2 separate regions of the Homo sapiens genome follow, and region 1 is linked to region 2. Evidence: chromatin contacts called from ENCODE Hi-C or POLR2A ChIA-PET data. All regions are on one chromosome and are shown on one strand. Each heading gives the region's core, a stretch centred on a gene start or an enhancer-like site at or near the end of the contact. The rest is flanking DNA. Distances are from core to core; before and after follow the strand shown.

Region 1 (4,080 bases), core at 123-2,622, 170 kb after region 2:
CCCCCTCTTCCCCATCCCCTGTGGTATGATAACATTCCTCATGCCACACAGGAGAGTCAGTGTCAGGGCACCAGCCTCCAGACATGCAGCACAGTGGCCCTTCTGGTCAGCAGAGAAGTATGCAGAAATCCAAACCAGGTATCAGAGAGTCTGCATCAGCAGGATTTTGATGACTTGGGGAAATCAGAAAAATCCTTACTCGAGCCACAGCTCTTGAGCTGTGACTCATTCACGTAAACCATTACTGCTGAAATGTCTATTTTCTGCATTTACATCTTGCAAATTAGACTCTACCGATATAAAGAAGTCAGCAGCTCTCTCCTGGTCAGGGTGATCACTGATGGGGTTCTATGACTAGCAAACCATGTTCCTTTGGGCTAAATGCTCACACGCTAAGTAAGAGAGACAGCCAGATTTGTAAAACATTGAACACTTTATAAATATATAGTTTAAAAAGACTATACTGCATACTACTATCAAAATGAAATTACCTTCTGGCAGTAGTTCAAATACTTTAACAGGAATAAACACAAATGCTAGAAATGGACTCAACGAGACATAAGATGAATTCCAGGAACATACTTTTATGTGGACCAGTCTCTGATGATTTTCTCCGTAACAATTTTTAAAGCATTTCTGGGCCAAGTTTAATTTTTTTTCTGCATCATCAAGGCATTCCAGCTGTTCCAGGCGGAAGTAACACCACACTATATCCAGCTGGAGGACGGCGTAGTTATCCACTGTGTCCAGCAGCTCTCTGCAACACTCACTGGAAAGAGAAGGACAGTGACATCACTGCCAAGCAGCATTTGAAACATTTTTAGCATTTGAAACCTTTTTGTGAATGACTGGAATTCTTTCCCCGTTCTTGGTATATATTCAAAGGCTGACTGCTCTAAAAGAGAGATCCTAATGTTTAGGAAGGGAGCTGTGTTTATAATCTCATCCTTCTAATGGGGGAAAGAAAGAGAAATCAGAAATCAGGGCTTAGGAATCAAAGCTTACCACCACTTGCCCCAGGACACACATGCAGCCCCTTGATAGGAAGCAGAACCCAGGGCCACTGTTTCAGAGGCCCTCAGCAAATACGGGGAAGACCATGCTTTAAAGCTGTGACTTCCAATCCTGACTGCAAATCAGCATCACCTGGGCCAGAGCAACGTTCTTTCTTTCTTTCTTTCTTTCTTTAAGAATCATTGATCCCACCCAGACCAAACATAACAGAAATTTCTGGGGGTTGGGCCTGGTGGTTATACTGCCAGAGTCTCCCCAGCTGATTCTAGTGTACAGCCAGGGCTGAACACCACTTCTTTAAAGACACCAAAAAAATCCCTACGTACTATGAATGCCTCAGCTGATGACGGCTCTGACAAGGCATTCATGTTCAATCATATTCAAGCTGGGGGAAAAACAATCCAGAAAGCACCAGGCTCTAACGGCCCAGCTGATTTCTGAGGGCCTGTGTGCAGGCAAAATTTGACTCCGTATTCGTGGCAGCAGGCTGAACCCAGGCGCAGCAAAGGGAAGAAAGACAGCAACAGAAGTCAGTGTGCTCCAGGAGGAGCACTGACAAAGACAGCCATCAAGGTGACTAATTTTAAGTTATGATTACATTAAAAATTCCTAATGCCAATCTAGGTCTCAAGTCTTCAATAAGAACATTTGGAACCACACATTGTATATGAACAAGGTTTTCTCTCTTTATGTTCATTGGTGTTCTACTAAAAATAAGAATGCTCTTGTATAAAACTACAAAATCCACATGGCCTCAAGCTTCCTGTCCTGCCTATCAAAATATGCATGGAATAAAAAAAAAAGGACTTTAATTTTGTCATTTACTCTTTAAAACAGTAGTCTCCTAAAGAGGGCCCATGTACACAGTCCAGTTGTGGGTGCGGCAAGAAAAATGTATCACAGCAGTATTTTTATATTTATTTTCATCTCTCTCAACATTTCTAATTTCGTGAATGTTTGAGAACACATACACCATGTTTTACACACGTGTGCACGCAGACACACAGATGTGGAGCTGGGTGAGGGGTGCTTTCTCCAAATCTACGGCTCAGCCTGAGAACCTGCCTTTGAGAGAAACAGCAGCGCTTTGTGGATTGTGGTCTGATCTCACAGTCGTGTTGAGATTTCCTGCCTCTAGGCACATTCTGGTCCCAGTGACAGAAGACTCTCCTGCCACTCGCAGGAAAGCAATGGGCATGTGGCCGAACTTCTCCATCTCCTGCATGTTGCTTTAACAGGCTCGTTCATGTTTTACTAAGCATCAAGAGCGTGGGCAGAAATGGCCTCATGTCAGTTAAAAATAAAATCAATATGCACTTATCTCAAGTTTGACCCAGGAGTGAGTATTTATTTGTGCAGCCAAAAAAAAAAAAAAGAGAGAGAAGAAAACCAACAAAATGAACAAACACACAAAAAACCCAAAGCAGAGGTCTCATATTAGAGGGGTACATGTCATCCTTTTAGTTTTGAGAAATCAACACTTATTATTATATATAAAACTATATTTAAACCTGATCATTTGCTTGGGGCAAAGTGGTTTCTTAAAGCCTGGTATAAATTGCATTTAGAAGGCTGGGTGTGGTGGCTCACACCTGTAATCTCAGCACTTTGGGAGGCCGAGGCAGGAAAATCACTTGAACCCAAGAGTTTGAGACCAGCCTGAACAACATAGAGACTCTGTCTCTAAAGAAAAAAAAAAAATTATAAAAATAAAAAATTTCATTTAGAGTGTACTTTTATTAACATTGCTTTGGTTTACAATTTTAGTAGCATTAATATTCAACACTGTTACATTTTCATGCTGACGATATTAAAATAAACGTAAAATATTTATTTAAATAAAATCTACTGAGCCTAGCTTTCAAAAAATTAAATCCTGGCCAGGCACAGTGGCTCACGCTTGTAATCCCAGCACTTTGGGAGGCCGAGGCGGGCAGATCACCTGAGGTCAGAGGGTCAAGACCAGCCTGGCCAACATGGTGAAACCCCATTTCTACAAAAATTAGCGGGGCATGATGGCGGGTGCCTGTAATCCCAGCTACTCGGGAGGCTGAGGTGGGAGAATTGCTTGAACCCAGGAGGCGGAGGTTGCAGTGAGCCGAGATCGTGCCATTGCACTCCAGCGTGGGCGACAGAGCGAGACTCCGTCTCAAAAACAACAACAACAAAAATTAAATCCCATTTGAGCTTAAGTCGGTTATTTAACAGAAATTTATTATGTTTGTCTTACAGTTTTTTTGTTTTTTTTTTTGTTTTTTTTTGTTTTTGTTTTTGAGACGGAGTCTCGCTCTCTCCTCCAGGCTGGAGTGCAGTGGTGCAATCTCGGCTCACTGCAAGCTTCGCCTCCCGGGTTCCTGCCATTCTCCTGCCTCAGCCTCTCAAGTAGCTGGGACTACAGGCGCCTGCCACCATGCCCGGCTAATTTTTTGTATTTTTAGTAGAGACGGGGTTTCGCCCTGTTAGCCAGGATGGTCTGATCTCCTGACCTCGTGATCTGCCTGCCTCGGCCTCCCATAGTGTTGGGATTACAGGCGTGAGCCACCGCGCCCGGCCAGGCTTACCTTTCTTGAAATTAATATTTATTTAACATAAAAATTTTAGGCCAGGCGCGGTGGCTCACACCTGTAATCCCAGCACTTTGGGAGGCTGAGGCGGACGGATCACCTGACGTCAGGAGTTCAAGACCATCCTGGCCAACATAGTGAAACCCCGTCTCTACTAAAAATACAAAAACTAGTCGGGAGTGGTAGTGGGCACCTGTAATCCCAGCTACTTGAGAGGCTGAGGCAGGAGAATCGCTTGAACCCAGGAGGCAGAGGTTACAGTGGGCGGAGATTGCAGTAAACTAAGATTGCGTCACTGCACTACAGCCTGGGCGACAGAGTGAGACTCCGTCTGAAAAAATAAAATAAAAAAATAAGCCAAACTTACCTAACTTTTTTCAAGAAAGGTTAGCTAAAAAGTCATTTTCAATTTTATTACTGGTTTTAGGGAATTGGATTATAGTGTGCTGTAGTGTAGTTTTTTTCTGATATTTCTTGTACTTGGGGTCATTAAAGTCATTGC
Region 2 (3,787 bases), core at 1,039-3,538:
GCCCAGCTAATTTTTTTTTTTTTCACTTTTTTGTAGAGACATTCTCCCCATGTTGCCCAGGCTGGTCTCAAACTCCTGGCCTCAAGCGATCCTTCCACCTCAGCCTCCCAAAGTACTGGGATTACAGGTGTGAACCACTGTGCCCAGCTTATACAATCCCAAACTGTAAAAGAACAGTAGTTACCCCTTATCCACAGGAAATGTGTTCCAAGACCCCCAGTGGATGCCTGAAACCATGAGTAGCACTGAACCCTGTATAGACTATGTTTTTCTTGTGTGATAACTGGGATGGCTACTAAGTCACTGAAGGGCAGGTAGTATGTACAGTACAGGTACCTAGAGAAAGGGATGTCTGATTCACATCTGGGCTGGACAAAGCAGGGTGGAGCAGGATTTCATCACGCGACTCAGGGACGGCATGCAACTTAAAACTTATGAATTGTTTCTGGAATTTTTCATTTAATATTTTTTGGACCAGGGTCACCCATGGGTAACTGAAACCACAGACAGCAAAACTGCGGTTAAGGGAGGACTACTGTAATAATTTACCATAAATTCTAGACAAGTCAGGCGCAGTGGCTCATGCCTGTAACCCCAGCACTTTACGAAGCTGAGGCAGGAGAATCGCTCGAGCCCAAGAATTCAAGACCAGCCTGGGCAACATAGTGAGACCTTGTCTCTACTAAAAATAAAACCATTAGGCAGGTGTGGTGGCCCACACCAGTAGTTCCATCTACTCGGGAAGCTGAGGCAAGAGGATCCCTCGAGCCTAGGAGTTTGGTCCCAGTGAGCTATGATCGTGCCACTGCGCTCCGGCCTGGGTGACAGAGCAAGACCCTGTTTCAAAAATCAATACATAAATACTTTCTAAGACATATCCTTCAATTTCATAGAATTTAATTATCTACTCCCTAATATTTCTCTTGGTTGCATTACTAGCCGGCCTACCCTCCTCTCCCTTTGTGTGTATTCTGGCTTAATACCGACATGCAAAGACCAGCACTTGGCCGAACTCACTCAGAGATTCTGAGAGCCCCTAGTGAGAACCAGTCAGTTTGATAAGCAAAGGCTTTGCTTGGTATCCTGGCTCCCTAGAAAAAGCTATAGTCTGGTTACCTTAGTGACAGGGTTGTACTGAAAAGAAACAGAGAACGGTCAGGCAGCTGCACAGCCAGCCTCCTGCACACAAACGTGCTTAGAACAGGAACCCTGTTGGGGATACAGCCCTGCTCTCCTGCTCTTTCTGCCATCACCCCAAGAACAGCAGTGGGCGGTGGTCGCTCCCCATCACTCCACTCCTCCGTGATCCCCGCATCCATGGTTGCTCTGTCTGCTTCGTGGCTTCTGCTGCCTCGTGGCTCTAGTCTCCCTGGGTGTCCTTCAGCCTCCACCCTGCTTCTGACTGCAGACTCTTGCATCTTATATTCAAATATCCTCTGGCTGAGCAAGCCAATCACCACACAGAATAGATGGCTCTTTTGAGCAGAGCTCTGAGTCGGCCACAGGCCAGCTTAGAAACTGGCTGCACTAGGGTCAGGTGCCCCTCTCTGACCCAATCAGCTGTGGACCAGGATCTCAGAGTCACATTGCACAGAACATGACAATCTGTGCAGCAGGAAAACCCCAGAGGGACCCTTAGGGCACAAAAAGCTTTCTAAAATTTCCCCAGAAAAAAAGCTGTATAACTAACCAGCAAGCACGGTGCTTGATCTCAGTTCCACTGGAAATAAAACTATCAATACAGACACAGTGTGCTCATTTAGTGGTCTATCTGTATCTTACATAGCTGGCAAGTTACTAATGAACTCCTGTATCTCAGCAAACACTAAGATAAAGCTACACTCCCAAATAAGGATTGGATATTTCATTTAAGAATGTATTTATTGCTGAGCTCAGTTCTCTGAGATAATCCATTCTTCCACCAGGGCATGAAGCTTATTTTCAAAAGTGTCCTGTTTGAATATTTTTACTGTTTAATATATGGCATATTGAATGGCAAATTTTCTTGAGCTATAGACAGTTGGCTAATTTTATGCTTGCATTAATCTTAACATTTGTAATCCTCATGGAAATTAACAGCTAAAATTTCTTATACATCAATTAAAGATGGCTTTTTTTCTTGTAGTTTATCTAGGCACATCACTTTTTCTTTTTTTTTAAAATATTCAACTCATTTTGTGAGTTCCCTGTTTGACCCTGACCCTGGTCGTGCTGACATCTGCTAACAATAGAGACTTTAAACCAAGCCTGGCTCTGCACAGTGCACCAGGAGACTTTTGTACGAGACGCTGAAGGCAGACTGCTTTCTTCCTCCAGCCAAGAGCTGCCTCTAATGCTTTTCATTGGTTCCTCTCCAGCTGGCTGTTCTCTCTTCTCTTAACAACTCAAGTTCTTTTTTCTTCTGGGTTACCTCTTTAAGGTCAAGTAGTAAAGACGCTGCCCATCTTCAGAGGTGCTGGGATTGGAACCCTTTTAATTCAGGGAAGCATTTGATATTCCTTTCATGTTTGTGTTGTGTTTGGTTTGCTTTAATTTCAAATGATTTATGTAGCTAATCTTTCCTCCATCAAAATCAAAGGAAAGTTGGTCTTTGCTGGGAAATAAAAACTTGAACAAAAGCCACATTAAAGAACAAGTAACAAGAAAGGAACTACTGTTATGAAAGAATTCAGGGGAAGGTAAATATCATAGAATAATTTGAAGACAAGTTGAAAGGAAACGTCATATTCAGTGTCATATCACATACTGTATGTCACACAGAGGACAGAATCAAACACTAAATCCAGTCCCAGAAGAGACGGAGACCAGGCAAGGGAGGGGGAAAGACCGCAGGCAGAACACCCCTCCCTGTGGGTGAGTGCCCTCTGTCTCCGAGTGGCCCTGAGGCATGGCAAAGTGGAGTGTCTTGTCCAAGGCTATGTAGATTCTAAATGGCAGAGCAGGAATTCGAACTCAGGGGCTCTGTTTCTAAACTGAAGTCACTTCCTTGGTGAGATGCCATTTCTGGAATAAAACTGGCATATCCGTCAGCTTTTCTTTTCTCCTAATGATTTAAGGCACAAACCTCTCTTGCTTAAAGTCTGAGAGTCTGAGCCAATTGTATATCTTGTCCTTGTGGTGAATACCATCCCCCTCCAAATTAGGCAAACAGCAAGATTGGCAATTAGTCATCAAATGTGCAAAAACCTTTTATAAAAAGATAGGGTTCTGGCTGGGTGCGGTGGCTCACGCCTTGGCCAACACTTTGGGAGGCCAAGCTGGGCGGATGGCTTGAGCCCAGGAGTTCAAGACCAGTCTGGGCAACACAGCGAAACCACGTTTCTACAAAATATTTTAAAATTAGCAGGGCATGATGGTGTGTGCCTGTAGTCTCAGCTGATGGGGGGCAGGTGCTGAGGCAGGAGGATTGCTTGAGTCTGGGAGGTCGAGGCTGCAGTGAGCCATGATTACACCACTGCACTCCAGCCTGGGTGACAGGGCAAGACCCTGCCTTAGAATAAAAAAAAGATAGGGTTCTGAAGAGATGTTGTTCCTCTTCTGAAATGTTTTATACGTTCAGACACGTTTACCCCACCTTGCCATTTTTCCAGGGACAGTTACCTACTTATCAATCCAGAGAGTATCAGGATCAGATGGACCAGTACAAGCGTCACAACATCATTAAAGAACAAGGTCAGAAACCCAACTTCTGAGACGGATATGACCATATTTGCGAAGAAATGAAAGTTCATGTTTAAGACTAGTTTAGCCTCTTCGGGTGCTATAACAAAGCACCGTAGACTGGGTA

The links. A loop is a pair of places that touch in the nucleus more often than their neighbours do. ChIA-PET counts read pairs that join two places held with the same protein, here RNA polymerase II (POLR2A). Pooled maps may share reads with other maps.
Region 1: a pooled map of left cardiac atrium shows a loop between it and region 2 (2.3-fold over the local background). The contact joins two enhancer-like sites. A Hi-C loop is called at or near these places in 4 of 168 maps with a recorded cell type or tissue (cardiac septum, naive thymus-derived CD4-positive, alpha-beta T cell, psoas muscle and 1 more), 9 of 37 single-sample maps with no recorded cell type and 16 of 50 pooled maps. POLR2A ChIA-PET finds 5 or more read pairs at or near these places in 8 of 52 experiments (A549, A673, AG04450 and 5 more).

The regions. Positions count from the first base shown.
Region 1 is chr7:151,363,628-151,367,707 of GRCh38, reverse strand. It overlaps NUB1 (negative regulator of ubiquitin like proteins 1), which reads right to left. Exons shown (of 15, transcript NM_001243351.2): 9 at 583-769. Among named protein-coding and RNA genes, the nearest start is that of NUB1, 24 kb to the right of the region's middle. Within about 2 kb of position 1,372, at least 3 of the 41 ENCODE cell types and tissues checked have a DNase peak (open chromatin) inside an H3K27ac peak, as active enhancers do.
Region 2 is chr7:151,536,917-151,540,703 of GRCh38, reverse strand. No RefSeq gene overlaps it. Among named protein-coding and RNA genes, the nearest start is that of RHEB, 19 kb to the right of the region's middle. RefSeq lists a silencer at 1,395-1,595 and an enhancer at 1,629-1,768. Within about 2 kb of position 2,288, at least 7 of the 41 ENCODE cell types and tissues checked have a DNase peak (open chromatin) inside an H3K27ac peak, as active enhancers do.